Regions from separate parts of the Homo sapiens genome. Here region 1 is linked to region 2. A link is an interaction called in ENCODE POLR2A ChIA-PET data of the cell type or tissue named here. Cell type or tissue: PC-9. All regions are shown on one strand. Links, peaks and the distances in the headings refer to the core of each region. The heading gives the core; the rest is flanking DNA.

What was found. ChIA-PET counts read pairs that join two places held together with the same protein. Peaks named below come from ENCODE experiments on the same cell type or tissue, not always from the same donor. Only the 100,000 strongest peaks of a DNase experiment are listed, where the experiment ranks them.
Region 1: POLR2A ChIA-PET joins it to region 2 with 11 read pairs; 5 of 35 experiments call an interaction of 5 or more read pairs at or near these places.

The regions. Positions count from the first base shown.
Region 1 is chr9:36,461,296-36,477,115 of GRCh38, reverse strand. It overlaps a transcript of RNF38 not described here. Among named protein-coding and RNA genes, the nearest start is that of RNF38, 69 kb to the right of the region's middle. In PC-9, for the core only: no CTCF peak of the experiment used is centred there; no DNase peak of the experiment used is centred there; H3K4me3 peaks cover 663 bases; H3K27ac peaks cover 876 bases.
Region 2 is chr9:36,608,610-36,624,429 of GRCh38, reverse strand. All of the region lies in intron 8 of MELK (maternal embryonic leucine zipper kinase), which reads right to left. Among named protein-coding and RNA genes, the nearest start is that of MELK, 44 kb to the right of the region's middle. In PC-9, for the core only: no CTCF peak of the experiment used is centred there; no DNase peak of the experiment used is centred there.

The DNA.
Region 1 (15,820 bases), core at 2,971-10,970, 150 kb after region 2:
TCCTGACCTTGTGATCCACCTGCCTCAGCCCCCCAAAGTGCTGGGATTACAGGCGTGATCCATCGCGCCTGGCCAATAATCTTTAGACTTTAAGACTGTAAACTTCAGGAGTCCATTCTCAGGATAAGGGTGGCCCTTTTTGTTGCTGTAATTAGCATTTACGTCTATGGTGTACAGGTAGATAGTGTGTACTCCATGGAAACCTATGGCTACTGTAAGCTGTCCTTTCCTCTAATTACTTGGAGTCAAGTTAGGAGTTAGACCTTTATTCTTACCCGCCAGCATAATTTTGTCCTGGATTAGGAAACAGCTATAATCCCAGGACTTTGGGAGGCCAGAGTGGGTGGATCACCTGAGGTCAGGAGTTCGAGACCAGCCTGGCCAACATGGTGAAATCCGGTTTCTACTAAAAATACAAAAAAAAGTTAGCCGGGCATGGTGGTGGGCGCCTGTAATCCCAGCTACTTGGGAGGCTGAGGCAGGAGAATCACTGGAACCCAGGAGGCGGAGGTTGCAGTGAGCCAAGACCATGCCATCGCGCTCCAGCCTGGGCAACAAGAGCTAAACTCCATCTCAAAAAAAAAAAAAAAAAAAAAGATTGCCCGATAGTCCATTAAAAAGATATTGCCCAAATAATCCTTTGAAAAGGCTGTACCAATTTGACAGCTACATTTTATGAGACTTTAATAAAATACACAAGGTTTGGCTGGGTGGGGTGGCTCATGCCTATAATCCTAGCACTTTGGGAGGCTGAGGCGGGCGGATCACCTGAGGTCAGTTCAAGACCAGCTTGGCCAAGGGGAAACCCCGTCTCTACTAAAATACAAAAATTAGCCAGGCATGATGGCGGGTGCCTGTAATCCTAGTTATGGGGGAGACGGGAGACTCATTTGAACCCGGGAGACCATGGTTGCAGTGAGTCGAGATCACGCCACTGCACTCTAGCCTGGGTGGCTGAGCGAGACTCAGTCTCAAAAACAAAACAAAAACCTGTTTTAGTTAAGTATGTTGATTAGCAATGACTTATTTTAGCTTAATTGTAAACTATTATCTAGGTTATTTGCCTCATTTATAATTTATATTTCTTTCTTTTTTTTTTTTTTTTTGGAAACAGAGTCCCGCTCTGTCACCCAGGCTGGAGTACAGTGGCATTATCTCGGCCTACTGCAACTTCCACCTCCTGGGTTCAAGCAATTGTCCTGCTTCAGCCTCCAGAGTAGCTGGGACTACAGCCACCATGCCTAGCTAATTTTTGTATTTTTAGTAGAGATGGGCTTTCCCCATATTGGCCAGGTTGGTCTCGAACTCCTGACCGTGTGATCCGCCTGCCTCGGCCTCCCAAAGTGCTGGGATTACAGGCGTGAGCCACCGCACCCGGCTAGTTTATATTTCTTTAGGGAATTAACCCCTGTCTCTATTTTACTGCTCTCTGTTGGCCACTAAAAAATAATGATTTGAGGCCGGTCATGGTGGCTCACGCCTGTAATCCCGGCACTTTGGGAGGCCAAGGTGGCGGATCATCTGAGGTCAGGAGTTCGAGACCAGCCTGGCCAACATGGTGAAAACCTGCCTCTACTAAAAATACAAAAACTTAGCCAGGTGTGGTGGTGGGCGCCTGTAATCCCAGCTCCTTGGGAGGCTGAGGCAGGAGAATTGCTTGAACCCAGGAGATGGAGGTTGCAGGAGCTGAGATGATGCCACTCCACTCCAGCCTGGGTGACAGAGGGAGACTCTGTCTTACACACACACAAAAAGATAATGATTAATAATTACTAATATTAATAATAATTTGGTAAACATTTGTTGAATGCTTACTATGTACTAGACACAGTGAGGATTTCAGAGATAATTCAGATATGCATCAGTTCAATGATAGATCATGACAGTGTTAGCAGAACAAATGCATTTTTGGGATTGCAAAAACATCACAATTGCATTAATAGTAATAAGATTTTTTTTTTTTTTTTTTTGAGGCAGAGTCTCACTCTATTGCCCAGGCTGGAGTGAAATGGTGCTCTCTCTGCTCACTGCAACCTCCACCTCCTGGGTTCAAGCAATTCTCCTGCCTTAGCCTCCTGAGTGGGTAGCTCGGACGACAAGTGCACACAACCATGCCCAGCTAATTTTTTTATTTTTAGTAGACATGGGGTTTCACCATGTTGGCCAGGCTGGTTTTGAACTCCCGACCTCAGGTGATCCGCCTGCCTCGGCCTCCCAAAGTGCTGGGATTACAGGCGTGAGGCACCGCGCCCGGCCCTGTGTGTGATTTTTCTACCTCTGTTCCTTTGATTGTTACTTCAGCCTATAATGCCTCTTTTCCCTTCAGTTCCTTTTCTAAATTCTACCTATTTTTAAATATCTAGATAATAGTGGTCACTTATTGTGTGCTTATTATTTAAGGTTCTATTCTAAGTATTTTATGTGGATTAATTCATTTAATCCTCACTGCAGTCCCCTAAGGGACTCATATTATACTTATTGTACAGATGAAACTGGAGCACACAGGTTAAACAACTCGCTGGAGATGATACAGCTATTAGGAGTGTTACCTGGGATATGAACCCAGGTAGTCTAATTCCAGAATCTGTATTTTTAGCCGTCATGCTTTACTGCATCTTACTTTACAGATAGCCTCCGAAAACACAGCAAGTAGTTTTGATAACAAAAGACTGAATATAAGCAAAGTTGATCACTATTTTAGCTGATGAAGAGAATTTGCAGTCTTTTGTTTTGCCTTTGTCTCTCCTGAGAAATAACTTTGTTTTTTAAGTTCTGAATTACTATGCTAGGGTTTCTTTTTTTTGAGACGGAGTCTTGCTCTGTCGCCCAGGCTGGAGTGCAGTGGCGTGATCTTGGCTCACTGCAAGCTCCGCCTCCCAGGTTCTCGCCATTCTCCTGCCTTAGCCTCCCGAGTAGCTGGGACTACAGGCGCCCGCCACCACGCCCGGCTAATTTTTTGTATTTGTAGTAGAGATGGGGTTTCACCGTGTTAGCCAGGATGGTCTCAATCTCCTGACCTCGTGATCCGCCCGCCTTGGCCTCCCAAAGTGCTGGGATTAGAGGTGTGAGCCACCGCGCCCGGTCTGTGCTAGGGTTTTAAAAATTGAGGGTTTTTTTTTTTTTTTTTCCCGAGATGGAGTCTTGCTCTATTGCCCAGGCTGGAGTGCAGTGGCATGATCTCAGCTCGCTGCAACGTCCGCCTCCCAGGTTCAAGCAATTCTCTGCCTCAGCCTCCTGAGTAGCTGGGATTACAGGTGCCTGCCACCACGCCCGGCTAATTTTTTTGTATTTTTAGTAGAGACGGGGTTTCACCATCTTGGCCAGGCTGGTCTTGAACTCCTGACCTTGTGATCCACCTGCCTCAGCCTCCCAAAGTGCTGGGATTATAGGTGTGAGCCACCGCGCCTGGACAAAAATTGAGTTTTTAAATCATTCATTACTTGGTCACATCAGGAGTAGGAGTACCTGCATCAGAGTGGTACATCAGAGTGGTACACTTATTTATTTATTTATTTAATATCTTTTTTGAGACGGAGTTTCGCTCTTGTTGCCCGAGCTGGTGTGCAGTGGTGCAATCTTGGCTCACTGCAACCTCCACCTCTCAGGTTCAAGCAATTCTCCTGCCTCAGCCTCCCAAGTAGCTGGGATTACAGGTGCGCACCACCATGCCTGGCTAATTTTTTGTATTTTAGTAGAAACGAGATTTTACCATGTTAGCCAGGCTGGTCTTGAACTCCTGACCTCAGGTGATCCGCCTGCCTTGGCCTCCCAAAGTGTTGGGATTATAGGCATGAGCTGCCACGCCCAGCTATTTATTTTTACAAATGGGGTCTCACTATGTTGTCCAGGCTGGACTTGAACTCCTGGGTTCAAGTGATCCTCCTGCCTCAGCCTCCTGAGTAGCTGGAACTATAGGCACCCCCAACTGTGCCCAGCACTGGATTCTCTTTATTTTTTTATTTATTGTGTTTATTTATTTTTTGGAGATGGAGTTTCGCGCTTGTCACCCAGGCTGGAGTGCAATGGCGTGATCTTGGCTCACTGCAGCTTCCGCCTCCTGGGTTCAAGTGATTCTCCTGCCTCAGCCTCCCGAGTAGCTGGGATTAAAGGCATGTGCCACTACGCCTGGCTAATTTTTGTATTATTAGTAGAGACAGAGTTTTAGCATCTTGGCCAGGCTGGTCCTGAACTCCTGACCTCAGGTGATCCACCCACCTCCTGACCTCAGGTGATCCACCCACCTCGGTCTCTCAGAGTGCTGGGATTACAGATATGAGCCACCGTACCCAGCCCTGGATTCTCTATAAATCAGGCATATTTAAGTTACTTCTTAGAAAAGATCCCATGCTCTGTGATTCTCAACATTAGATCTTAACTGAGTGCTTGTTTGGGCACTTAAACAGATGAAGAAAAACTTCTTGGCTGGGCTTGGTAGTTCAGTATCTCATCTGTATTGTGGGCTTAATAGGTATTGGTGGGCCATCCTGGGAACGTACCATTTAGAAAATGATCTATGGCAAAATGGGCTTCTAAGGTCAAAGCCAGATTATATGAACTTTTGGAATAAGGCCTGTTTTTTCTTTGAGTGCTGCTAACTGCTGGCCAGGGATGTCCAATCTTTTGTCTTCTCTGGGCCATGTTGAAAGAATTGTCTTGGACCACACATGAAATACACTTGAAGAAATTTATGAATTTGTGTTGGGCTGCATTGAAAGCCATCCTGGGCTATGGGTTAGAGAAGCTTGGTTTATGGATACCTAGGAAGGAAAAATGAATTCTCTGCCTTTCATAATTACTAAACTGTGGAATTCATAGGAGGAAGACATTGATTCTATACAGGCAGGATAAAAGCTGATTAATCCAGATAATTGAAGAGTTTCTACACACTCACTGTTCTTAGTTTTTAAAATAACCTTAGGTTTAGACCATATCTAGAGATTGATATGTTTGGTGGCTCTTAAGACATTGTTGACTGTCTTTGCTAATGGCAGGAATGTAAGTCAAGAACTCTTGTAATCGAATTATCTAATATTTTTATTAAAACTGCATATATAGTTGAAAACAAATTGTTATTTTAAAATTGTTTTTTTAAAATTGATATTTTAAAGCTTCAAGTAAAAGCTACCATTATTTGCTAAAAAAAAGAAACATTCCTCTTCCCCAAACAAATCCAAGAAGCAAAGCAAGAAGTGAAAAGATTTGACTTTTTAAAGTGAATTTGTAAATTGGATGCGGTGGCTCACCTGTAATCCCAGCTACTTGGGAGGCTGAGGTGGGAGGATGACTTGAGGCCAGATGTTTGAGACCATCCCAGGCAACATAGCAAGACTCCATTTCTAAAAAGAAGTAAAGTAAATTTATGTGCAACTCATAAATTCTGTGTTGAGATAAAAACTGAAGTTACAATTTGACTCTGGAATGTTTAGTTAGTACTATACATCTTTTGAGTCTAATTGACAGGGTGAGTTTTGTTTTGTTATTTTGAGATAAGAGTCACTATTTTGCCCAGGCTGGCCTGGAACTCCTGGGCTCAGGCGATCACTTCAGTCTCTGGAGTAGCTGGGATTACCGCTTCAGAAGTGATTTTGACAAGTTATTCTGGAACTGTGTTGGAGAAGTTTAAAAAAGGTTGGGGTGGGAGTCGAAATCAAACTAGTTTTACCATACCAGGATCTTTTTGTAGCACATTTGAGATGTAAACATGTTTCCTTTTGAAATTTGGTAGAATAGTTATATTATTTTTCCCAATGCTATGTGATTAAAAACACAAGGCTCAAATTTATTTTTAAGGCTTGATTAAAACCTCTTGTTTCTATGGAAGAAAAGTTATTAAATTGAAAGGGGGCTTTAGAAATTTTAATTCCAAGATTGCTTTAAGAAGAGAGAGGCAAGTCAAATTGGATATGGGCCTCACAGAATTGACCTTGCTACTTCCTGGGTCTGGGAAACTGAGGGGGCTATGTTGCATTGGGGCGGGGCGGAAGCCTGGTAGGAGCTAGAAGTGAAACTGGAAGTGCCTTAAAAAAGCACATCGTTGTGTTAGGCTGAGTCAAGCTGGAATGAGCAGTGAGACAGTACAATTCTTAGGCATAAATATGTACGTAGTTCACCTGTAGATTTGCTGGAAGAGCCGACATGTTTGCAGTACCACAGACCAGAGAAGTCTCAGTGGAGGAAAATGAGAGAGAAGCAAAGGGAGAGATGGAGTTAGGGGCCTTCGGGTTCAGATTTTGAAATAAAATCTATGAGTCTTTGAGGGAGGCAGCAGGAAGTTAAAGGTGGAATACTGGAAATAGTTTTCCTTCCTCCATGCTGTATGGAGATGGGGGCTGCTGCATGGAAGTGGGGGCTAGATGTTGGTGAAGGTGTCCTTGTTCGAGCAGAGAAGGTAAGGTATATCCCCTTGGTTGGTTTGTTTTAAGGTGACAGATTCCTGCTACAATATTAGCAATACAAACAAAGGTTAGACAATCTTGTTAATTTTATTATGCCTGGGGTTAAAATTGAAATTCCCTTATTTTAAAAGAAAAATAGCTTATAACATAACAGTGACATCTAAGCGGAATAAATTTCCATGGCAGTTTAATGGTAGTTGTGTGCTTTCTGTCACACACACAACATACTCTTGTCTAACTAGGGCATGCAGTGCTGTTTTTCCCACAGGATTGGTAAGTGATAGATTCATATTCAAAGAGAGAAAAACCACTGCTCTTTCAGTGGGCCTCCCCTACTTCCCATTCCCAGAAACCACTCAGACACTGTGTGGATGGGTGCGAAGCATTATGGATTGGGGCTTATGGTTTGTGGCCCTGAGGTAGACCAGGGGGATCTTGTTAAAATGCCGATTTCTGGCAAGGCATCAGGTGATGGTGAAGAAAGTTTTGAGTACCAGGAGGTAGAGTAGTGGTTCTTAGACTTTAAAAGCTGGACACCCCCACCAGTGCTTTTGATTCACCTCACTGGGTGGGGCCTGCAGATTTCATTTTAAACAGGTTCCTAGGTGATGCTAATGCACATGAAGGGCAGGGTGTGTTCTGAGAGCCACTGTGGTGGAGTAGAAACAACCGAGGAGAATCAAGCCCATCCATCTCATCCTGGCTTCTTGAGCATTATTTCCTTTTTCTTTGTTTTTGTTTTGAGACAGGGTTTCACTCTGTCACTCAGGCTAGAGTGCAGTGGCATGATCCTGGCTCACTGCAGTCTCGATCTCCCCAGGCTCCAGTGACCCTCCCTCCACAGCCTCCCAAGTAGCTGGGACTACAGGTGGGTGCCACTACTCCCGGCTAATTTTTTGTATTTTGTAGTAGAGACGGGTTTTCGCCATGTTGGCCAGGCTGGTCTCAAACTCCTGGGCTCAAGTGATCCACCTGCCTTGGCCTCCCAAAGTGCTGAGATTACAGGTGTGAGCCACCGCACCAGGCTTTGAACATTATATATATTTTTTATTTTTTATTGAGATGGAGTTTTGCTCTTGTTGCCCAGGCTGGAGTGCAATGGCGCCATCTTGGCTCACCACAACCTCCACCTCCCGGGTTCAAGCAATTCTCCTGCCTCAGCCTCCCGAGTAGCTGGGATTGCAGGCATATGCCACCACGCCTGGCTAATTTTTTGTATTTTTAGTAGAGATGGGGTTTCTCCATGTTGGTCAGGCTGGTCTCAAACTCCCGACCTCAGGTGATTCGCCCACCTCAGCCTCCCAAAGTGCTGGGATTATAGGTGTGAGCCACTGTGCCTGGCCCTTGAACATTATTTTCTAACTGAACTGAAAATAGTGGGGGAAAAAAAAGATTGAACAAAGTAGTAGAGTAATACCATTCATGTTAAATGAATAGCACTCCATAAAACACTTCTCTGTATTTTACTGTGATATGTCTCTCTCTCTATATAGAAAGGGCCAACAGTAAACCCCACCTAACTGATAACAAAGATGATTACTTCTGGAGAGAAGGATCCAGGATTATGGAGGGTGGGACTTCAGGTTTCTGTGTAAGGTTTTACTTTTTTGAGATGGACTCTTGCTCTGTCGCCCAGGCCAGAGTCCAGTGGTGCGATCTCAGCTCACTGCAAGCTCCGCCTCCTGGGTTCAAGCAATTCTTCTGCCTCAGCCTCCTGAGTAGCTGGGACTACAGGCACCTGCCACCATGCCCAGCTAATTTTTGTATTTTTAATAGAGACAGGGTTTCACCGTATTGGTCAGGCTGGTCTTGAACTCCTGACCTTGTGATCCACCCGCCTCAGCCTCCCAAAGTGTTGGGATTACAGGTGTGAACCACTGTGCCTGGCCTAATTTTTTTTTATTTTTTGAGACAGAGTTTTGCTCTTGTTGCTCAGGCTGGAGTGCAGTGGCATGATCTCGGCTCACTGCAACCTCTGCCTCCCAGGTTCAAGCAATTCTCATGCCTCGGCCTCCCGAGTAGCTGGGATTACAGGCACCCGCCACCACACCTGGCTAATTTTTGTATTTTTAATAGAGACGGGGTTTCCCTATGTTGGTCAGGCTGGTGTCAAACTCCTAACCTCAAGTGATCCACCTGCCTCGGCCTCCCAAAGTGCTGAGATTATAGGCGTGAGCCACCACGCCAGGCTCATGTATTTAATTTTATAAAAAGTTAAAAGAAATCTGGGCTGGATATCTTTTCTTTACCTCTCCAGATCCATCCTCTACTCTTTTCTACCTGGCTCTTTGCCCCAGATAAAGAACTCTTAGGCCCTCTGGATTGAAGGGCCAGAGAAGGAGGTCAGAATATTTATCCCTTCACCTCTCAGGGTAGCATGTATTATATACCTGGATTCTGCGTTCTGGTAATCTCTGTCTCCTATCTTCTTTGGCACTTCTAGAAGCAATACTTGTTCTGCCTTTTTTTTTTTTTTTTTAAGACAGAACATTGCTCTGCCCAGCAGGCTGGAGTACAGTGGTGCGATCATGGCCCACTGCAGCCTTGAGCTTCTGGGCCCAAGCAGTCTTCCCACCTCAGCCTCTTGAGTAGGGACAACAGGCGTGCGCCACCACAACTGGCTAGTTTCTAAACATTTTTTGTAGAGGTGGAATCTTGCTGTGTTTCCTAGACTAGTCTTGAACTCCTGAGCTCACTCAGTCTTCCCACCTTGGCATCCCAAAGTGCTGGGATTACAGGTGTGAGCCACTGTTGCTCAGCCTTGTTCTGCCTTTACTAGTCCTGATTTCTGTTCCATCCCCATGGTTTCTGTAGCCTCTATTCCCCTACTTTGTAATTATTTCTTTTATAAACAAACCCTTCTCAGATTATTCTGATTTGTATTTGCCATCTCTTTACTTTTGGGACCTGACTGATGGACCCTCCATTCTTATTCCTCTCCCCACTATAATCCCAGAGGTGGTAACAGGTACCATTTTGGTGTGTGTCCACAAATTACCTGTGTGAGAGGCGCAGGCATTTGTGTATAGAGATGATGCATGGAAGTGTACATTAATTGTTGAAAAAGCTATAGTGGGTTTTATTATTGCTGCTAATGGTGTTATTATTGGTAGTGATGTTATATCCCAAATGGCCTGACCCACCCAGTTAGTGACTCTTGAAGCAGAGAGCAGCAGAATCATAATCTGACCTCCTTATTGTCATATTGAGGAAACAGGCCCACAGAGGGCTAGGCTCTTCTCTCAGGCCCCATAGCTCAGAGCTGCAGCCTCCTTGCACTGGGCTGTTTTCTCTTGCTGCATAATTACTCTCCTTAATTAGTGATATTCAAAGTATTTTGAATATATACTCTGAAAATCTTGAAAAATTTTAAGTAGACATCTAATTTTTTTCATAATTTTAAATAGTTGGAAAAGATAATTTCACTATTACTGTTACCCATATATGTATGTGTGTGTATATGTGTGTGTGTGTGTATATATATATATTATATATATATATATGTAATAGCAATCAGATTAGTTGCAGTTGTTTTTTTTTTTGAGACGGAGTCTCGCTGTGTCGCCCAGGCTGCAGTGCAATTGTGTGATCTCGGCTCACTGCAACCTCCACCTCCTGGGTTCAAATGATTCTCCTGCCTCAGCCTCCTGAGTAGCAGGGATTACAGGCGCGTGCCACCACGCCTGGCTAATTTTTGTATTTTTAGTAGAGACGGGGTTTCGCCATGTTGACCAGGCTGGTCTCAAACTCCTAACCTTAGGTGAAACTGCCTGCCTCAGCCTCCCAAAGTGCTGTGATTACAGGTGTGAGCCACCGCAACTGGCTGTCTTTATGCCTTTTCAAATTTTTTTATAAGTAGACATTATTGTCTTCTGATTACAAAAATATACATGGCAAAATTTAAAATGTTATAGAAATGTATATTAGAGAAAATAAAAGTTCCTTTATTTGAATCCTGCAGAGGTCAGTGAGGATTGGATATGTGTATATTCATGTAGTGTTGTGTATAAATTTACAAAAAGTGGGACCATAGTATATATATTGTTCTGAAACTTGCTTTTTTCCCACTTTATAATAATGTTGGGTCTCTTTCCAAGTCAGTATTTATAAATTTATTTTTTGAAACATTTGTTTGACATACGAAATACGTATAGAAACATTCATATCTTGTAAGTTTGCAGCTCAATGAATCATCATAGTGTGAACCCACGTGTGTAACTACCAAGCAGGTCAAGAAATAAAATACTAAAACTACGCTTTATGAGCCTCCCATTGTGCCTGCTACCTCATTCTTAACAGCTTTATCGAAATATAAATTTACATATACAATTTACCCAAATAAAGTATACAATTAAGTGGGTTTTGGTGTATTCACAGTTGTGTAACCAGTACCACTATCTAATACCAGAGCATTTTCATCTCCCTGAAAAGAAATCCTCCACTCATTGGCAGTCACTCTCCATTTCCTCCCATCTCAGTCCTAGGCAACAGCTATCTACTTTCTGTCTCTGTAGATTAGCCTGTTCTGGACCTTTTATATAAATGGAATCATACAATTTGCACTTTTATGAACAGTACTGGCTTCTTCCACTTAGAATAGATAGTATTTTCAGGTTCATCTATGTTGTGACATGTATCAGCACTTTGTTACTTTTTTTTACTTTTTCACGAGACAGAGTCTCGCACTGTTGCCCAGGCTCAAGTGCAGTGGCCCGATCTCGGCTCACTGCAAGCTCCGCCTCCTGGGTTCACACCATTCTCCTGCCTCAGCCTCCTGAGTAGCTGGGACTACAGGTGCCTGCCACCATGCCCGGCTAATTTTTTTTGTATTTTTAGTAGAGACGGGGTTTCACCGTGTTAGCCAGGATGGTCCCGATCTCCTGACCTCGTGATCCACCCGCCTCGGCCTCCCAAAGTGCTGGGATTACAGGCGTGAGCCACCGCGCCCGGCCAGCACTTTGTTACTTTTTGTAGGTAAATATTAGTTGTATAGGTGTATCATACTTTACCCATTCATCAGTTAATGCACATATGGATTGCATCCTATTTTGGATGATTATGAATAATGCTGCTATGGGCCGGGTATAGTGGCTGATGCCTGTAATCTCAGCACTTTGGGACGCCAAGGCAGGCGGATCACCTGAGGTCAGGAGTTCGAGACCAGCCTGACCAACATGGAGAAACCCTGTCTCTATAAAAATATAAAATCAGCCAGGCGTGGTGGCGTATGCCTGTAATCCCAGTTAGTCGGGAGGCTAAGGCAGGAGAATCGCTTGAACCTGGGTAGTGGAAGTTGCAGTGAGCCGAGATTGTGCCATTGCACTCCAGCCTGGGCAACAAGAGCGAAACTCCATCTTGAAAGAAAAAAAAGAAAAAAAGAATGCTGCTATGAACACTTGTGTACAAGTTTTTACATGGACATATATTTTTATTTCTCTTGTGTAAACACGAACCCACCCCTATGTAGGAGTAGAATTACTGGGTCAAATGGAACTCTAAGCTTAACCTTTTGAGGAACTGCCGTGCTGTTTTTTAAGGTTGTTACACCATTTTATATTCCCACCAGCAGTGTACGAGGGTTCTAATTTCTCCACATTGTTGCCAACACTTGTTCTCTGTTATCTGTCTTTTTGATTATAGCCCTCCTAGTGGGTGGGAAGTGGTATCTCCTTCTAGTTTTGATTTGCATTCCCCCCATGGCTAATGATGTTAAGTATCTTTTTGTGTTATTGGTCCATGCAGATTTTAAGAAGGCTTTTAAAATTCTCTGTCAGAGGCAGAGCACTAAATAGTATCTTTTTGAGTCCTCATAATTGTAAAACAAGCATTTTAGTACATTTGCTTTCTTTACTTTTTTCTTTGCAAATCTGGAATTTTATGTTATCTTTATATATTACATATTTTTGGAAATGATTTTTAAAAATGTTCCACACAATTATGTAGCCAGATTGATCACAGTTATTTAGATTTATCTGTATTTTAACTTGTTTTGCCATTTCCTTCCATTCTTAGCTATACAGTGTATGTATATTAATTTATTGGGTGAATATTGCAGTTTCCAGGATTTGTGTTTTCACAGTTTGTTTAGGGTTACATGAGTAGATATATATGACTGATAATCTGATACAAATATGATTTTTTTTTTTTTTTGAGACGGAGTCTCACTCTGTCACCCAGGCTGGAGTACAGTGGCGCGATCTCAGCTTACCACAACCTCCGCCTCCCAGGTTCAAGCAATTCTCCTGCCTCAGCCTCCTGAGTAGCTGGGATTACAGGTGTGCGCCACCACACCTGGCTAATTTTTTTTTGTATTTTTAGTAGTGACAGAGTTTCACCATATTGGCCAGGCTGGTCTCGAACTCCTGACCTTGTGATCCGCCTGCCTTGGCCTCCTAAAGTGCTGGGATTACAGGCGTGAGCCACTGCGCCCGGCCTAAATATGATTTCAAATTATAATTAAGGCTTGCATTTCATCTACATAATGCAGAGCTTTGATCTTGTCAGAAATTAGAAGATAATTTTTTTTGTGTGGTTTTTTGTTTGTTTGTTTGTTTTTTGAGACAGAGTCTTGCTCTGTCGCCCAGGCTGGAGTGCAGTGTCGTGATCTAGGCTCACTGCAATCTCCACCTCCCGGGTTCACGCCATTCTCCTGCCTCAACCTGAGTACCTGGGAGTACAGGTGCCTGCCACCACGCCCGGCTAATTTTTTGTATTTTTAGTAGAGACAGGGTTTCACCATGTTAGCCAGGATGGTCTCTATCTCCTGACCTCGTGATCCGCCCGCCTCGGCCTCCCAAAGTGCTGGGATTACAGGCGTGAGCCACCGCACCTGGCCTAAGATAATAGTTTTTGGTCACTTATTTTTCTGAGGACAAAAGAGTAAGTGTGAGCTAGGGAGTTTGCAGAGAAAAATAGCTTAGTCTCTTCTTGGTGATTAGAGAGATGATTAGGGAAATTAAATAGACAGACTGGAAAGCATGGTTCAATTATTTGGAAGAATTACCTAATCCCAGTGCACCATACATACTTGCCTTTGTTCAAATGTAATATGTACATATCTTTGTATTTGTGTGATTCATCAGTACCATTGCCCCCTTCGTGACCACGTCTTTGCATTATTACAAATGATTTTTTTTTTCTAGTGTACCTTGCTTTACCCAAAAGGTAAACAGTTCATATTGAAAATTGAATGGAAATGCTCTTGAATTTACAAGGAGACACCCAGCAGAATGGCATAATTGTGAGTTTTTCAAGGCCTACGTTTAGATCATTGAAGAACTAGTATTCTATTTCATGGATCCAGAAATGAGACTTTCCTGCATTCCTGTGAGTGATCAGACTCATATTATCTAAATAACAGAAGGCTTGTATCAAACTGAAAGTGCCAGTTTATTACTTCATAATGTGCGGGGCCTTTCTCCTGACTTACATGCAAGAAACAAATGAGTGTCTACTGTGTACCAGGCCTACATACTGGCTACACAGTAGTGAACAAAAGCAGGTAAAACCTCTACTCTTATGAAGCTTACATCCTCATGATGTGAGACAGACAGTAAGCATAAATATGCCATAAGGATGATAAGTGGTAAGAAGAAAAACAGATCAGGGTAGGCCAAGATAAGCAAAGAATGAAAGCAGGTGCTATTTAAATCACTTGACCAGGCTGCTCTGCCTATGGAGTAGCCATTCTTTATTCCTTCACTTGCTTAATAAGCTTGTTTTCACTTAAAAAAAAAAAAAGTAAATCAGGGCGGGGTACAGTGGCTCACACCTGTAATCCCAGCAGGGGAGACTGAGGCAGGCAGATCACCTGAGGTCAGGAGTTGGAGACCAGCCTGGCCAACATGGTGAAACTCCGTGTCTACTAAAAATACAAATATTAGCCAGGTGTGGTGGTGCCCGCCTGTAGTCCTAGCTACTCGGGAGGCTGAGGCACGACAATCACTTAAACCTGGGAGGCGGAAGTTGTGGTGAGCTGAGATCATGCCACTGATCTCCAGCCTGGGCGACAGAGCAGGACTCTGTCTCAAAAAAAAAAAAAAATCAATCAGTTGGTCAGAGAAAGCATCATTGGTGCAGTGACATTTGAGCAGAAATTCGAAGGAAGTTAGGCATCAAGCTGTTTTAAGTGCAGAAGCCCTGACGCAAAAGTGTGCTTGCTGTATTCCATGAACAGGAGTGTTCAGAGGTAAGATGGTGACCTTCTAGACTATTAGGGATACTTTGTTTTTGACCTTTGTTCTGAATGAGATGAGATCACTGAGCAGAGGAGTGGTGATATATGGTATGACTTCCCTTCTAGGATCTTTCTGGCCGCTGTGCTGAGAATGGGTTGTAGGAGGGTAAGGATTGAAGCAGGAAAAGCAGTTGGAGGCTGTTACGGTAGAGCAGGAGAGAGATGAGGTGATTTACCTGCATCTTGGTGATAGTTGGGAAGTTTGCTAAGTTGCATACAGGCTGGTTGGTGTATAGTCAGTCACCCTTCAGCCCTCTTTGACTTAATCCTTTATTCCAGTTCCCTGAAACTGCTCTGCCAAGGTCATCCATAATGGTGGGTTGCCAAACCAGTGGATATTCAGACCACATCTTACTGCATCTCTTACCAGAGTTATCCACGTAATTTATCCTCTTTCTTGGATCCCAGCCTGTTGGCTTCTGTAATCTCATAATCCTTGTTTTCCTCTTACCTTTGCATATACTTTTTGCCAACCTCTTTTCCCGGTCACTGCATGTTTGAGTTCCTCAGGGCTTGGGCCTGTTTCTTCATCTCTCTTCTGTGTTTTCTGGATGATAGCATTTGTTCCCAAGGATTTAAATATCATTTATGTGCTGAGAATCCCCAAATTTGTATTTTATAGGGAGTTCATACTTCACATGTCCAAACTGAAATTATTATCTGCAAAACTATTTCTCCCCTTAGTTTTTTCCATCGGAAATGCTTAAACCAGGAATCTAGGAGTCATTTTTGGCACCTTTGTTTTTCTTACACACCACTCCCCACCACATTCTTGTCCTTTCCAGCACATCTCCAGAATGTATTTTGTATTGTTTCACCTCTTTTCACTGAAGCTATCCCATCTCTCCCCCTGAACTGCCACAGTAGCCTTTCAGCTGGTCTTCACACTTGTCTGGTCTCCAATTTTTTTCTCTGCATAGCAGCCAGAGAAAGCTTTTGAAAGAATGGGTCACATGGTTACTTAAACTATTCAGTGGCATCCCATTGCACTTGAATTTACAGTTTTTCCTGTCTCTTCCAGGCTGTTTTCTCTGCATAGAACACTCTTGTTCTACCCTTTGAGTACTCAGCTCCTTCTCATCCCTGAGCTCTCAGCTTTCTTCTGAGGCCTTCCTTGACTACTCAGTCTAAAGAAGGTTTTACCTCTCTGCTCTGTCATTGTATTCTGGTTTTCTTTTTCCTTTATAGC
Region 2 (15,820 bases), core at 3,948-11,947:
TGGGCTTGTAAGAGTTATTCAATCTCTCTGGCCCTGTTTCCTAAGAAAGGCTCTGAAAACAAATTGGCTAGGTTCAAATCCAGGATCTACCTCTTACTAGCTGTATGACCTTATACAAGCTATTTAGCCTTGCTGTGCTTTACTTTCTTCATCTAAAAAAAGAAGTATAACAACAAAAATTAGCTGGGTGTGGTGGCACGTGCCTGTAGTCTCAGCTACTTGGGAGGCTAAGGCAGAAGAATCACTTGAACCCGGAAGGTGGAGGTTACAGTGAGCCGAGATCACGCCACTGCACTCCAGCCTGGGCGACAGAGCGAGACTCCATCTCAAAAAAAAAAAAAAAAAAGAAGTATAATAACGATACCTACTGCATAGAAATTTTGCTAGGGTTCAATGATTTAGTATACATAAAGCATTTAGCACAGTACCATGGACACAGTAAGAGCTTGATAAATGTTAGCTTCGACTGCTGCTGCTGATACTATTACTACCATTATTATTATCTGCGATACAACTAATGCCACTTACAGGATTATAAACCAACAGAATATATGTGAAAGCACTCGGCATACTGCCTTGCATGTAAGAGACAATAAATATGTATTGAATCTGAAATAAACAGGAGATAGGAATATTCAAAAAGTAGTATTCCTTTTTTGAGGGCCAGAGATGGACACATTGGCCAAAAGCCTTGTATCCAAAAGTGCTAAATACTCAGTGCAGCAAGAAAGGCTAAAGGCATTCTGAGGAATGTCATAGGCCTTCCCAATGGAGCACTGCCCCACTGCAGCTATCTCAGAATCTCAGGATTGTCTGGTAAGGTACACATCGTCTAGGCAAGCCCTGTTCACATCACCTCCTGCAATGTCCCCATCCAATTCCCCTATTTGGGCAGAACACCTCTGTAGAGTATCATCCACAAGTGGGTCATAAGGCCTGTGACTCATTACCATGTCCTGACATTCTCAACTTCATTCTCTGTGCTGAAATACTGGCCAAAATAGAGTCCAAAAATGAGCTCTGCTGCCAGGCTTAACCAAATCTCTTATTTGTACACCGTGCTTTAAAATGCGCAAAACACTTGTACATATATTTTACCCTCTGTAGTAGGCAGGGACTATTAACCACATTATACAAATGGAGAAACCAACTGTCAGCCAGGGAGATTAAGTACTTGTTCAATATTGTAGGGCACTGGTGCTCAACTGGGGATGATTTGTCCTACAAGGGGACATCTGGTAGTGTATGGAAACATTCTGAATTGTCACTACTTGGAGATTACCCCTAGCAATTAGTGGGTAAAGGTAATGGATGCTGCTAAACATCCTACAATGCATGACAGTCCCCTACAACAAAGAATTATGTGGTCCAAATGCCAATAGTGTTAATGTTGAGAAACACTGTTACAGAGCAAAAAATGGTCAGAGATAGGACCCTTGTTTCTGCTATTCTTTAAAGAATTTGTGTTTGTTTATTTAAGGGACAATTAACTTGCAAAGGAGAGCAAGAAACAGATAACAGTGGGAGAATCCAAGTGAAGAGAGGGAGAAAAGATCTATGGACTAAGCAAAATAATCCTGGGAATTCCAGTGGCTTGAAATTGTTTTTCACACTGTTCTAAGAGAGGCAGGCCATCTCACCAATACATAATCATAATGCTGTAGTAAACTCCGTAATTGTAAAAATATAATTTCATAAAGAGACAACTTGCTCATTTTCCTTAAAATTATAAATTGTAATTGTTAGGCAGCAATTTTATTTTCAAACTACTCAATTTTCAATTGCTAAATTATTTATACTTCCCTAATATTTGTATACCACAGCTGGAGTACACTCGTGCTTGTCTTTGAATGCAGTGATGACAAATGAATATAGGTAACATTAATAAGATTAATACTCAAGCCATTAGTAATCATGCTAGAAAGTGCAGTTGAGCATTTTGGTTAAAATAGTCAACAAATGCAAAAGATAAACGAAGTCTGCCTTTTAAACAAGAGTTACATACGGTGCGTCAAATATTGCTGGGTTTTTCAATCAAACCAAGAACTGAGGAAAGTGTTATTCCCAAGTGAGGAATTTTAGAACATTCTAGGCAAAGATACATACTGCATGCAAGTGATACGACACCTTAATTAGATTCAACCAGCAGACTGTATTACACTGCGACTCGGAACAATAGTTCTGAGCCAAGATTACAATAAATTTCAAAATCTATAATGTGTGAAATTAAATTCCACAATAATGCATAAAAGTCCTAATTTGAATCAATTTTCAACTTGCAAATACATGAAAAACTAAAAAATGAAATTCAGAGTAGGAGAAACAAAGAATATACAAGTATTAGTAAATACTATTAATTAGGAAGGCCAAATCTCCACTGAACAAGAATTAGACATTTTCTACCATATTCATTCCACTGCAAAGATATTTGATTTTTCAAAAATATCAGAACTTGAATCTCACATATACTATTAGGATATACTTTTTTATTATTTTAAGGTAAGCTCTCTCCCTCAAAGGATTAATCTAGGATCTACTAGTGCATTCAAATAAATAAAAGTAGAAAACACTGAAGTTTGTATGTTGGTACATTCACCTTTTATTGATGAAACAATATACTGATAATAGTATGAATTCCATGGCTGCCATATGAATGTGAACTTGCAGTAACAACAAATGAAGACAAATAAACAGCATAGAGGATTAAGGTCCAGACAGGTAAAAATATAGCAAAGGTTAGAGTTAAGTCAATAAATTAGGATCACCATGAATAGTTCCATTTCAGTAAGGTATTAACAGGGTAAGGTATTCAGTCTCTCTGGCCCTGTTTCCTAAGAAAGGCTCTGAAAACAAATTGGCTAGGTTCAAATCCAGGATCTACCTCTTACTAGCTGTGTGACCTTATACAAGCTATTTAACCTTGCTGTGCTTTAGTTTCTTGGTCTAAAAGAAGTATAATAACGAAAATTAGCTGGGTGTGGTAGGTAAGTAAAATAACAGTTACTTATCTTTGTGGGTAAGTCTACAAAATCTTAGTTAAGCATAGCTGAAACAGAATAAAACTAAAAACCAATACTCGGAACACTTAGGGAGTGGTTCTGTTCTACTCAAGTTTTTTTTTTTTTTTTTTTTTTTTTTTTTTTTTTTTTTTTTTCCCTGAGACAGAGTCTCACTCTGTCATTCAGACTGGAGGGCAGAGGCGTGATCTCACCTCATGGCAACCTCCGCCTCCCAGGTTCAAGCAATTCTCCTGCTTCAGCCTCCTGAGTACCTAGGATTACAGGCATGCACCACTATGCCCGGCTAAATTTTTTTGTATTTTTAGTAGAGATGGGGTTTCACCGTGTTGGCCAGGCTGATTTCGAGCTCCTGACCTCGTGATTCGCCCACCTCAGTCTCCCAAAGTGCTGGGATTGCAGGCGTGAGCCACTGCGCCCAGCCTCTATTCAGTTTTTTAATGAACAACTTAGTTTAGGGATATTTAAGAAATGTGCAAATGTTGGCAGGTGCAATGCTGGCAGGGACAGCTGTTACTACATGAGTGCAGAATCAAGATTCAAAATCTCAAAAGAAGGGAATGCAGCTGGGTGCGGTGGCTCATGGCTGTAATCCCAGCACTTTAGGAGGCCAAGGCAGGCGGATCACAAGGTCAGGAGTTCGAGACCAGCCTGGCCAATATGGTGAAACCCCGTCTCTACTAAAAATACAAAAATTAGCTGGGTGTGGTGGTGAGCACCTGTAGTCCCAGCTACTCTGGAGGCTGAGGCAGGAGAATCGCTTGAACCCAGGAGGCAGAGGTTGCAGTGAGCCAATAATCACGCCACTGCACTCCAGCCTGGGAGACAGAGCGAGACTCCATCTCAAAAAAAAAAAAAAAAAAAGGAAGAGAATGCTAGGCTGAAACAAGAAAAATTGAATGTGAAGAAACAGAAGTCAAAGAACTTATAGCTACTCAGAGCTGGAATGGATCTTGAAAATAACTGATTACTGCAATGCTCTAATGCTGCTGATGAAGGAAACAAGGACCAGTAAGTATCCTTGCGGGGTGACACCTAAAATGCGTGGGAAAGCCTATGCACAGTAATACCTAAATGAATTGGGAGAACTAACTTGTAGCCTTAGTAAATCAGAAAAGATGGGATGTCTGGGAAATTTCCCAAATTAATAAGCATAAAAAGATGCTTGGGAGGGGATCCTTCTTCCTCTAGGCATCTGTGATTCTTAGGTGACTAGCAACTACAGAGCTGAGAAACAATATTTCATTGTGGTTATAAGAATGGGCTGCCAGCTTGACTGCTAGGGTTCAAATCCCAGCTCTGCTACTCACTAGCTATAAGACCCTGAATAAGTTATTTAAGGTCTCTGTCCCTTCATTTCTTCATCTGTAAGAGGAAGACAATAATAGCAACCACCTCATTTAGAGCACAGCCTGGTAAGTAACAAAACTCATGCATGTTAAGTATTACTTTTGTGACAAAAGGATGAGAATATGCACGCCAGCAAACATTTTATTTTTTCTGATCAACCATGTGCAATAGCCACAAAGATATGCAACACACACACTTCAGAAAGCTCTATCCATTTGGAGGGGGGAAACAAGGAAGTAGAGAAAAAAGCAGAAAGAATTAAACCACCAAAAGACTGCTGCAGATGCTCTAGACAGAAGAGATTTCATTCAGCACAACTCAAACACAGAACTCCATTTCTGGACACCTACAGACACTTAGACCTGGCCTGCAGAAGGCATCTCCCCCACTCTCTACATATTTTTGGGGGGTTCAAAACTCACTGAAAACTTTATCATTCCATTTTTTTTTAAATCTACATAATACCTCATTTTGTTTTACACATCATACATCTTTATTGAGACTTTTTATGGTCAAGGTGAATATGCAAAATTTTAGCTGGATAAAATGACTCTAGTTATCCTTTATGGCATAGTATCTCATAACCAAGAAGTAAGTATGGTTAGAAGGCTCAATGTTTACAGAAGAATGCCAATCCTAGCCCCAGTTATACTCATGGCCCCTCTTGTTCTTATTCAGCATCACAGAATACCCATAACTTCAAGTAATTTCCAGGTAGAATAATCCCTAATTGACTGACACTCAATAACCTGGCTGAGAGGTATTATACTTATCAAGGGACTGCCTAAAGAATACGTAGAGTTAGGCCAGCACAGTGGCTCATGCCTGTAATCTCAGCACTTTTGAGAGGCTGAGGCAGGTGAATCATTTGAGGTCAGGAGTTCAAGACCAGCCTGACCAACATGGTGAAACACTGTCTCTACTAAAAATACAAAAATTAGCCAGGTGTAGTGGTACACGCCTGTAATCCCAGCTACTTGGGAGGCTGAGGCAGGAGAATTGCTTGAACCTGGGAGGCGGAGGTTGCAGTGAGCTGAGATCGTGCCACTGCACTCCAGCCTGGACAACAGAGCAAGACTCCGTCTCAAAAAAAAAAAAAAAAATACTTAGAGTTGACCATTCACTCATTCTTGACTGGCGGTCTTCAAAGATTTATATTAATTTTCTATCTATCTAATAAATAAGAAATTGAGCTTTGTTAATATTTAGTACATGGATCGGCACTAGTACGCTCACTAGTCCCTATATAACCTACACTATGAGACACTCTTAAGAAAGAATGGTATTGCAAAGCAGTGCTTTACAGGAGCACAGTTACATGGATTTACAGATTATAGTATACGGTTTAATGAAGCTAAATCCTCATTGAATAGACAAGTGGCTCAAAACTCTTGCAAAGAAACCACAGATTGAAGACTATGAATACAAGCAAACAGTAATGGAGCTGACACTTCTACTTTTAGGATATCAACCAAAACACAAAGTTAAAAAAATACCTAATTAGATTTAACAAGTTGTCTGCAAAACTTGAAATTAGCAAGACTATTTTAAATAAGGACTTATATACACTATTGTTAAAAATGAACCTCAAATCTTAAGTATATATGGCTACGTTGACATCATGATTCAATTTTCTTTTTCTTTTTTTTTTTTTTTTGAGGAGCCTCTGTCTGTCACCCAGGCTGGAGTGCAGTGGCGCAATCTCAGCTCACTGCAACCTCTGCCTCCCAGGTTCAAATGATTCTCATGCCTCAGCCTCCAAAGTAGCTGGGATTACAGGCATGCACCACCACGACCAGAAAATTCTTGTATTTTTAGTAGAGATGGGGTTTCACCATGTTGGCCAGGCTACTCCTGGCCTCAAGTGATCTGCCCACCTCAGCTTCCCAAAGTGCTGGGATTACAGAAGTGAGCCACTGGGCCCTTTTTTTTTTTTTAAAGACATGGAGTCTATGGCCTGGGCTGGAATGCAATGGTGCAATCATAGCTCACTGCAGCGTTGAACTCCTAGGCTCAAGCAATCCTCCCACCTCAGTCTCCTGAGTAGCTAGGACTAAAGACAAATGCCACCATGCCCAGCTAATTTTTTTTTTATTTTTTGTAGAGACGGAGTCTCACGATGTTGCCCAGGCTGGTCTCAAACTTCTGGCCTCAAGCCATGTCCCTAACTCAGCCCCCCAAAGTGCTGGGACTACAGGCACGAGCCACCACACCTGGTCTACAATTAGATCTTTAAAATCCAGAATCCAGAATGTGAAAGCAAATCTCTACAGTTTTTTTTATGATGTTTAAAGTCAAGAAAACATACTAAAGCAAATTCTAGATGAATCAAACATTTAAACATTTTTAAAAAGTGAAACCATAAAAACACTAGAAGAAAACACAGATATTTTAAAAAATAAAGTCAAAAAGCCCTTCCAAATATGACAATAAAAAATTGACAGGCTGGGCACAGTGGCTCATGCCTATAATCCCAACATTTTGAGAGGCCAAGGTGGGAGGATCACTTGAGGCCAGAGACAAGCCTCAGCAATATAGCAAGACCTTATCTCTACAAAAAATATTAGCCAAGTGTGGTAGCGCACGCCTGTAGTTCCAGCTACTCAGGAGGCTGAGGCTGGAGGATCACTTGAGCCCAGGAAATTGAGGTTGCAATGAACTATGACTGCACCACTGCACTCCAGCCTGGGTGACAGAGCAAGACCCTGTCTCTAAAAAAAAAAAGAAAGAAAAAAAGAAAAAGATTGATGAATTTCACTAAATAAAAACTAAAAATTCCTGCACAGCAAAAATAAGTCTTAAACATAACAATCAAAAACAGTGATACACTGTATTGGTGGGGGGGTATGGAGAAACTGGCATTATTATGCTACTGTTGGTAGTTGCATAAACCAATAGGACTTTACTGGGAAGCAATTTGGCAATATCTATCAAAATTACTAATTCACATATCTTTGACCCACCAACTGTTCTAGAAATTTTCTTACAGATTTATTATATTCACAATGTACAAATGACTACTTGGAAATTACTTAAATGTCCATTAACCTAGGACTGGTTAAATAAATTATGGTACATGCATACAATGCAATTCTATGCAGTCATAAAAAGAATGAAGAGGCTCTGAGGTGGGTATGAAGTGCTATGATTTCCAAGACACACTGCTAAGGGAGGAAAACAAAGTGCAGAACAGTGTTTATGGTATGCTACCATCTGTGTAAAAAAAAAAAAAAAAAAAACTGGGAAGGGGGTAGCAGAAAGAGAAAATATATAAATATAAAATTCCTTACATATGCAGGCTAATGTCTGAAAAAAATACGTAAAAATCTGATAAACGTGATAGCAATGATTGCCTCTAAGAAAACAGGTTTTATGGCCAGGCGCGGTGGCTCACGCCTGTAATCCCAACACTTGGGAGGCTGAGGCAGGCTGATCACCTAAGGTCAGGAGTTCGAGACAAGCCTGTCCAACATGGTGAAACCCCATCTCTGCTAAAACTACAAAAATTAGCTAGGCGCGGTGGTGGGAGCCTGTAATCCCAGCTATTCAGGAGGCTGAGGCAGAAGAATCGCTTGAACCTGGGAGGTAGAGGTTGCAGTGAGCCGAGATCACACTACTGCACTCCAGCCTGGGTGACAAAGTAAGGCTCTGCCTTAAAAAAAAAAAAAAAAAAAAGAGTTTGACATGCTAGATACCTTTAATAATTTTCCAACTTTCTAGCTACTCGGGTTACTCCCCTCATCCAATCCATGCACAAATCATGTTAGCTATGCCTTCAAAAGACATCCAGACTGTTCTACATTCTGACTGTGGCAATGGTTATATGAATCTATATATGTGTTAGAATTCATAGACCTGTATATACAAAGGGTCAATTTTACTGTATATACAAAGGGTCAATTTTACTTTACCCTTTGTATATACAGGTCTACTTTTACTTTTAATTTTGTTAATACAAAAATAATTTTTTTCTTTGCCACCGCGCCGGCGAGCGCCGCCCGGGAAGCAGCGGCTGGAGGAGCGGACGGGCCCCGCGGGGCCCGAGGGCAAGGAGCAGCCGCCTGCCTTGGCCTCCCAAAGTGCCGAGATTGCAGCCTCTGCCTGGCCGCCACCCCGTCTGGGAAGTGAGGAGTGTCTCTGCCTGGCTGCCCATCGTCTGGGATGTGAGGAGCCCCTCTGCCTGGCTGCCCAGTCTGGAAAGTGAGGAGCGTCTCCGCCCGGCCGCCATCCCATCTAGGAAGTGAGGAGCGCCTCTTCCCAGCCGCCATCACATCTAGGAAGTGAGGAGCGTCTCTGCCCAGCCGCCCATCGTCTGAGATGTGGGGAGCGCCTCTGCCCCGCCGCCCCATCTGGGATGTGAGGAGCGCCTCTGCCCGGCCGAGACCCCGTCTGGGAGGTGAGGAGCGTCTCTGCCCGGCCGCCCCGTCTGAGAAGTGAGGAGACCCTCTGCCTGGCAACCACCCCGTCTGAGAAGTGAGGAGCCTCTCCGCCCAGCAGCCACCCCATCTGGGAAGTGAGGAGCGTCTCCGCCCGGCAGCCACCCCGTCCGGGAGGGAGGTGGGGGGGGGTCAGCCCCCGCCAGGCCAGCCGCCCCATCCGGGAGGGAGGTGGGGGGGTCAGCCCCCCGCCTGGCCAGCCGTGCCGTCCGGGAGGGAGGTGGGGGGGTCAGCCCCCCGCCCGGCCAGCCGTGCCGACCGGGAGGGAGGTGGGGGGGTCAGCCCCCCGCCCGGCCAGCCGCCCCATCCGGGAGGGAGGTGGGGGGATCAGCCCCCCGCCTGGCCAGCCGTGCCGTCTGGGAGGGAGGTGGGGGGGTCAGCCCCCCGCCTGGCCAGCCGTGCCGTCTGGGAGGGAGGTGGGGGGGTCAGCCCCCCGCCCGGCCAGCCGCCCCGTCCGGGAGGTGAGGGGCGCCTCTGCCCGGCCGCCCCTACTGGGAAGTGAGGAGCCCCTCTGCCCGGCCAGCCGCCCCGTCCGGGAGGGAGGTGGGGGGGGGGTCAGCCCCCCCGCCCGGCCAGCTGCCCCGTCCGGGAGGTGAGGGGCGCCTCTGCCCGGCCGCCCCTACTGGGAAGTGAGGAGCCCCTCTGCCCGGCCACCACCCCGTCTGGGAGGTGTGCCCAACAGCTCATTGAGAACGGGCCAGGATGACAATGGGGGCTTTGTGGAATAGAAAGGCGGGAAAGGTGGGGAAAAGATTGAGAAATCGGATGGTTGCTGTGTCTGTGTAGAAAGTAGAAGACATGGGAGACTTTTCATTTTGTTCTGCACTAAGAAAAATTCCTCTGCCTTGGGATCCTGTTGATCTGTGACCTTACCCCCAACCCTGTGCTCTCTGAAACATGTGCTGTGTCCACTCAGGGTTAAATGGATTAAGGGCGGTGCAAGATGTGCTTTGTTAAACAGATGCTTGAAGGCAGCATGCTCGTTAAGAGTCATCACCAATCCCTAATCTCAAGTAATCAGGGACACAAACACTGCGGAAGGCCGCAGGGTCCTCTGCCTAGGAAAACCAGAGACCTTTGTTCACTTGTTTATCTGCTGACCTTCCCTCCACTATTGTCCCATGACCCTGCCAAATCCCCCTCTGTGAGAAACACCCAAGAATTATCAATAAAAAAATAAATTAAAAAAAAAAAAAAAAAACCCAAAAATAATTTTTTAAAAAAGACATCCAGGCCAGAAGCAGTGGCTCACACCTGTAATCCCAGCACCTTGGGAGGCCGAGGCAGGTGAATCACCTGAGTCAGGAGTTCAAGACCAACATGGCCAACATGGCGAAACCCCATCTCTACTAAAACTACAAAACTTAGCCACGCATGGTGGCAAGGACCTATAATCCTAGCTACTCAGGAGGGTGAGGCAGGAGAATCACTTGAACCCAGGAGGCGGAGGTTGCAGTGAGCCAAGACGCACCACTGCACTCCAGCCTGGACGACAGGGCGAGACTCTGTCTCAAAAAAAAAAAAAAAGACATCTAGTATCTACCCACTTTTTACCACCTCCACTGCCACCATCTCTTATCTGAATCATTACAATATCCTCCTGACCAGATGCCCTGGTTCTCTTCACTTCCTACAGTCATCTCCACATAGCAGCCAGTGTGATCCTGTTAAAAACTAAACCAAATCATGTCCTCAAAAGCCTCCAATGGCTCCCCATTTCACGTAGAAAAAATGCCAAAGTCCTTATGAGAGCCTACCCAGCCCAAAGCAGCTTGACTCCTGTTCCCAAGGTTTCCTTTCCTACTGCCCTCCTCACTTGCTAAACTCAGGCTGCACTGGCCCTCTCACCCTCCCTTGACAACACCAGGCATGTTCCTACCTCCCAGTCTTTGCTCTAGCTGTTCCCTCTGCCGGAAATATTTTTCTCCTAGATATCCACTTGACACTCTCACATCCCTCAAGTCTCCTTACATCTCGCCTCCATGAAGTTTATCCTGACCACCTTATTTAATCATGCAACCTACTGGCCCTTTCCTCCACAACTCCCCCATCTGTACTCCTGATTCCTCTTCATCCTACTCAATTTTTTTCTCTTTTCCAAAGTACATATCATCTTTTAGTAAAATTTACTTGTTATGCTTATTGTCTTTCTCTACATCCCCACTACTAGAAGATAAACTCCACGAGGACAGGGATCTTTCATCTGTTTTATTCACAGATATACCCCACACATCTAGAAAAGTGCCTGGCACATATTAGGTGTTTGGTAACTATTTTACTCCTCCCTAAGGTGAAATGACATCGAATAAATGAGTAAATGAACAAACAAATGAACACATAAACAAGTGGTTGTCTTTCTGATTAGAGAACATTTGAACAGAGACCTGAAAGAAGGGAGGGAACAAAGCATCTCTCCGGGAGAAAACCATTTCAGGTGAAAGGGTAAGTACAAATGCCCTGAGGCAGGCACACCTTAGCGTGTTCCAGGAAAAGGGGAAAAAAGAAACAACAAGGAGGACAATGTGGGTGGCACAAGTGAGGCAGGGAGTAGACCATGAGGGCAGTGAGGTGATGGGAGGCCACATTACACGGGGGAAAACCCACAGCACACAGGGCAAACACTGGCTTGTACTCGAGATGAGAAAGAGGCCACTAGAGAGCTTCAAATGAAATGTTATGATCTATGTTAGTTAAATGTTATATGTTAGTTAAAAATCTTTCCATAAAGAAGGCACAGGTGGAGTTGAACTTCCAAGCACATTCTACAAAACATCCACAAAAAAATTGTCAAGCTCTCCCCAAGAAAAGTAAAAGAAAGAATACTCCCCAATGTAACTTTATGGGGCTAATACAAATCATGAAACCAAAACCAAACATACAAAGATAGTTCCCAAAAAAGTACACATTAATTTTTGAGCCAATTTTAAGTCCTGGACAAAATACTGGCAAATCTCATTTAGAAATGCATGTAATCCCAGCCTCTTTGGGAGGCCAAGGCAGGAGGATCACTTGAGGTCAGTTCGAGACCAGCCTGGCCAACATGGTGAAACCTCATCTCTACTAAACATACAAAATTAGCTGAGCTTGGTGGCACTCGCCTGTAATCCCAGCTACTTGGGAGGCTGAGGCAGGAGAATTGCTTGAACCCAGGAGGCAGAGCTTGCAGTGAGCCAAGATGGCGCCACTGCACTCCAGCCTGGGCAACAGAGCAAGGCTTTGTCTCAAAAATAATTGCCAGATGTGGTGGCTCATGCCTGTAATCCCAGCATTTTGGAAGGCCAAGGTGGTGGATCACTTGAGGTCAGGAGTTCGAGACCAGCTTGGCCAACATGGCAAAACCCCTTCCCTACTAAAACTACAAAAATTAGCCAGGCACGGTGGCGCATGATTGTAATCCCAGCTACTCAGGAGGCTGAGGCAAGAGAATCGCTTGAACTGAGGAGGCGGAGGTTGCAATGAGCTAAGATCGCGCCATTGCACTCCAGCCTGGGTGACAGAGCGAGACTCTGTCACAGAAAAAAACAAAACAAACAAACAAAAATAAAACAATAATAGCAGCCAGGCACAGTGGCTCACACCTATAATCCCAGCACTTTGGGAGGCAGAGGAGCGCAGATCACGAGGTGAGGAGTTCAAGACCAGCCTGACCAATATGGTGAAACCCCGTCTCTACTAAAAGTACAAAAATTAGCCAGGCATAGTGGTGCCCACCTGTAGTCCCAGCTACTTGGAAGGCTGAGGCAGAAGAATTGCTTGAACCTGGGAGGTGGAGGGTGCAGTGAGCCGAATCTAACCACTGCACTCTAGCCTGGGCAACAGCACGAGACGCCATCTCAAAATAATAATAATAATAATAATAATAATAATAATAATAGCTACATTTATTGAGCACCACTCTAAATGCTTTTCATGGATTAACTCATTTAATCTTCACAACAACCCTATGCCGTGTTATTTCATCCATTTTTACAGACAAAGAAACTAAGACACAGAGAGGCTAAATAATTTACCAAAGTCCACAGATAGAAAGTAGAGATTCTGAAGCTTCTGAATTTCAAAAACCTCAATGATATTCTGATTTAATTGCTCTGGGGGTGGAACCAATACTCTTTAAAGCACCCCAAGCAATTCTAATGTGCAACTATGGTTAGGAAGAATTAAATCCATTAGCTAACTTTCCCCACCCTGAGAGAGAGTACATGGACATAGCCAAGGCAGGAGACATTTTAGTGAGGATTAAATATAAAACAAGCAACAAGGGTCAGAAAACATGATTTCCCAGGTGCTTTCCAACAGTGAAATTCTACCATTATCTGTTTCCACAGTCTTTCTAGAAGTCTAGGAGGTGTAATATTCCGTGTTACACCAGCTAGCAGATTCAATTCTAGTTCACTTTGGAGAAATCTGTCAGCTTATTTCTTTGGGATGGAGTTCCCAAAACAAGAATAGGGTAAAATATCCTAGCAGCTTATAATACAAGCCGAGTATCCCTTACCCAAATGCTTGGGAACAGAAGTGTTTCAGATTTCAGGCTTTGGAATATGTGCATTATACGCTTACTGACTGAATATGCCAAATCCGAAAATCCAAAACCTGAAATGCTCCAGTAAGCATTTCCTTTGAGCATCAACTCAGCACTCAAAAAGTGTCAAATTTTGGAGCATTTCAAATTTTGGATTTTCAGATTAGGGATACTCAACCTATACTAGAATACAATTATTTCAGAATAAAAAACACAGCCCTACTTTACAGAAAAAAGTAGCAAAAAGAGGGAAGAATTCAAGAGGCCAACCTAATATTTTGTAAAAGTATAACTGGATAAATGTTACTGAGCTGCCCAAAGACCACTTCTGTTGACTGGAGCTAAAGCCACAAAAAGATCCTAACCCTACTCTCCCCTGTATCCTGATGTGGATGCAGTCAGGTATGGCTCTATGGAGTCAGGAACTGCTGCCACAGTCAGCATGCAGAAGCCAAAGCAACGAGTGCTACCCAGCAAAGTTCAAGAAAGCTCAAGAAGTGACAGGAGGAAAACAAGCTGTCTTGGCTACAGCAGCAGGCTCTAGGAGGCCGGCCTCCAGCCCACTGCCTCATTTATCTCCCCTTCACAAGGAGAAGCCTGGACACACATGGGTCCCCAAAGCGGTGTTAATAGCTACCGCTCACACTGCTTCTTTTTGATCCTGCAGAATCAGAGCTCCTCAGTCTTCAAGGAGTTGGAACTATTGCAATTCCATCTCTTTCCAAAGCTATTCTCTGAAGCTTGGGAATCAACTTTAAAGAATCTTCCAAGGTGGGATATAGGAAAAACTATAAGTCAAATAAAAGTTGAAGATTGAACTCAGTGTCCTTAGACTTGGTGTTCTATGGAGTGGGCAACAAGCCAACTGGGTCTACCACTTTCAACACTGTATGCTACTTCCTAGAAGTGAGAGTTGCTTTAGGTAGTCTCCTCATCTAATTGTTAGAGATCCAATGGTCCAGCTACAAAAAACTGCCCATTCCTCCCCACGTCTCTCCCACTTCTATGCCTTTGCTCATGCTACCTGTACTATCAGGAATGCTCTTGCCCACATCCCTTTCTGAAACACTTCCACCCTTCTTTTAAAGACCTGCTCAAACCTCACTTCCTCTAAGATGCCCTCCCAGAGCCACCCCAACTCCTGTATTAATTTCATTTACACTCTGTTATAATATGGCATTCCTCACCCTTTGCCGTTTTTAGATAGCTTATACCTGTCTCCAACAAGAGATCAGGCCCTGGTGGACAATAATAAAGTTTCATAGATCTTTTCTATGCCTTTCAGCATCTTATATAAAGCAGAAATTCAGGAAATATTTGTTAAACAGAATTGGATTCAAGAAGCATTCAGAAGGCCAGGCACAGTAGCTCACACCTGTAATCTCAGCACTTTGCAAGGCTGAGGTGGGAGGATCACTTGAGCACAGGAGTTTGAGACCAGCCTGGGTAACATAGGGAAGATCCTATCTCTACAAAAAAATTTTTTTAATTAGCCGGATGTAGTGGTGCAGTGCCTGTGGTCCCAGCTAGTGGGGAGGTTGAGGTGGGAGGACCACTTGAGCCCAGAGGGTCAAGGCTACAGTGAGCCATGATCGCACTCCTGCACTTCAGCCTGGGTGACACAGCAAGACCTTATCTCAAAAAAAAAAAAAAAAAAGAAGAAGAAAGAGAGTGAAGCATTCAGAGATGCTGCTCTGCTAGTCTGACCTCAGTTTGCTATGGAACACAAGATGTTCTTTCTTCCTCTTTACATGTCTTCTTTTGTTAGTTTGCTTTGAAATAATTTTCCTATTTTCCTTCCTGTGATTTTTTTGATTTTTTAACTGAACATAATTCACATACCATAATATTTACCCTTTTAAAGTGTAGATTTTAGTATATTCACAAAGTTGTGTAATCATCACCTCTTTCTAATTCCAGAATGTTTTCATCATCCCAAAAAGAAAACCCATACTCACAGGCAGTCACTCTCCACCCCTAACCCCAAGCAACAACTTATCTACTCTCTGTCTCTGATATATAGGATTTTAACAAAGCTTACAGTAGGTGATCTCAATTGTGGTTTTATTATAACCTGAAGCCAAAATTTTATCTTCCAAAAAAAGAAAAGAGGAGGTTCTTATTTTATAAGTCAAAAGGAAAATGTGATTTGACACAGCATTCTGTTTTTATTTTGTTAAGCTTTTCATTGAAGAAGTATATGTATAGAAGTTTATATATTGGGCCGGGTGCGGTGGCTCATGCCTGTAATCCCAGCACTTTGGGAGGCCGAGGCAGGCAAATCACCTGAGGTCGGGAGTTCGAGACCAGCCTGACCAACATGGAGAAACCCCGACTCTACTAAAAATACAAAAAATTAGCCGGGCGTGGTGGCACATGCCTGTAATCCCAGCTACTAGGGAGGCTGAGACAGGAGAATCGCTTGAACCTGGGAAGCAGAGGTTGCGGTGAGCCAAGATCGCACCATTGCACTCTAGCCTGGGCAACAAGAGCAA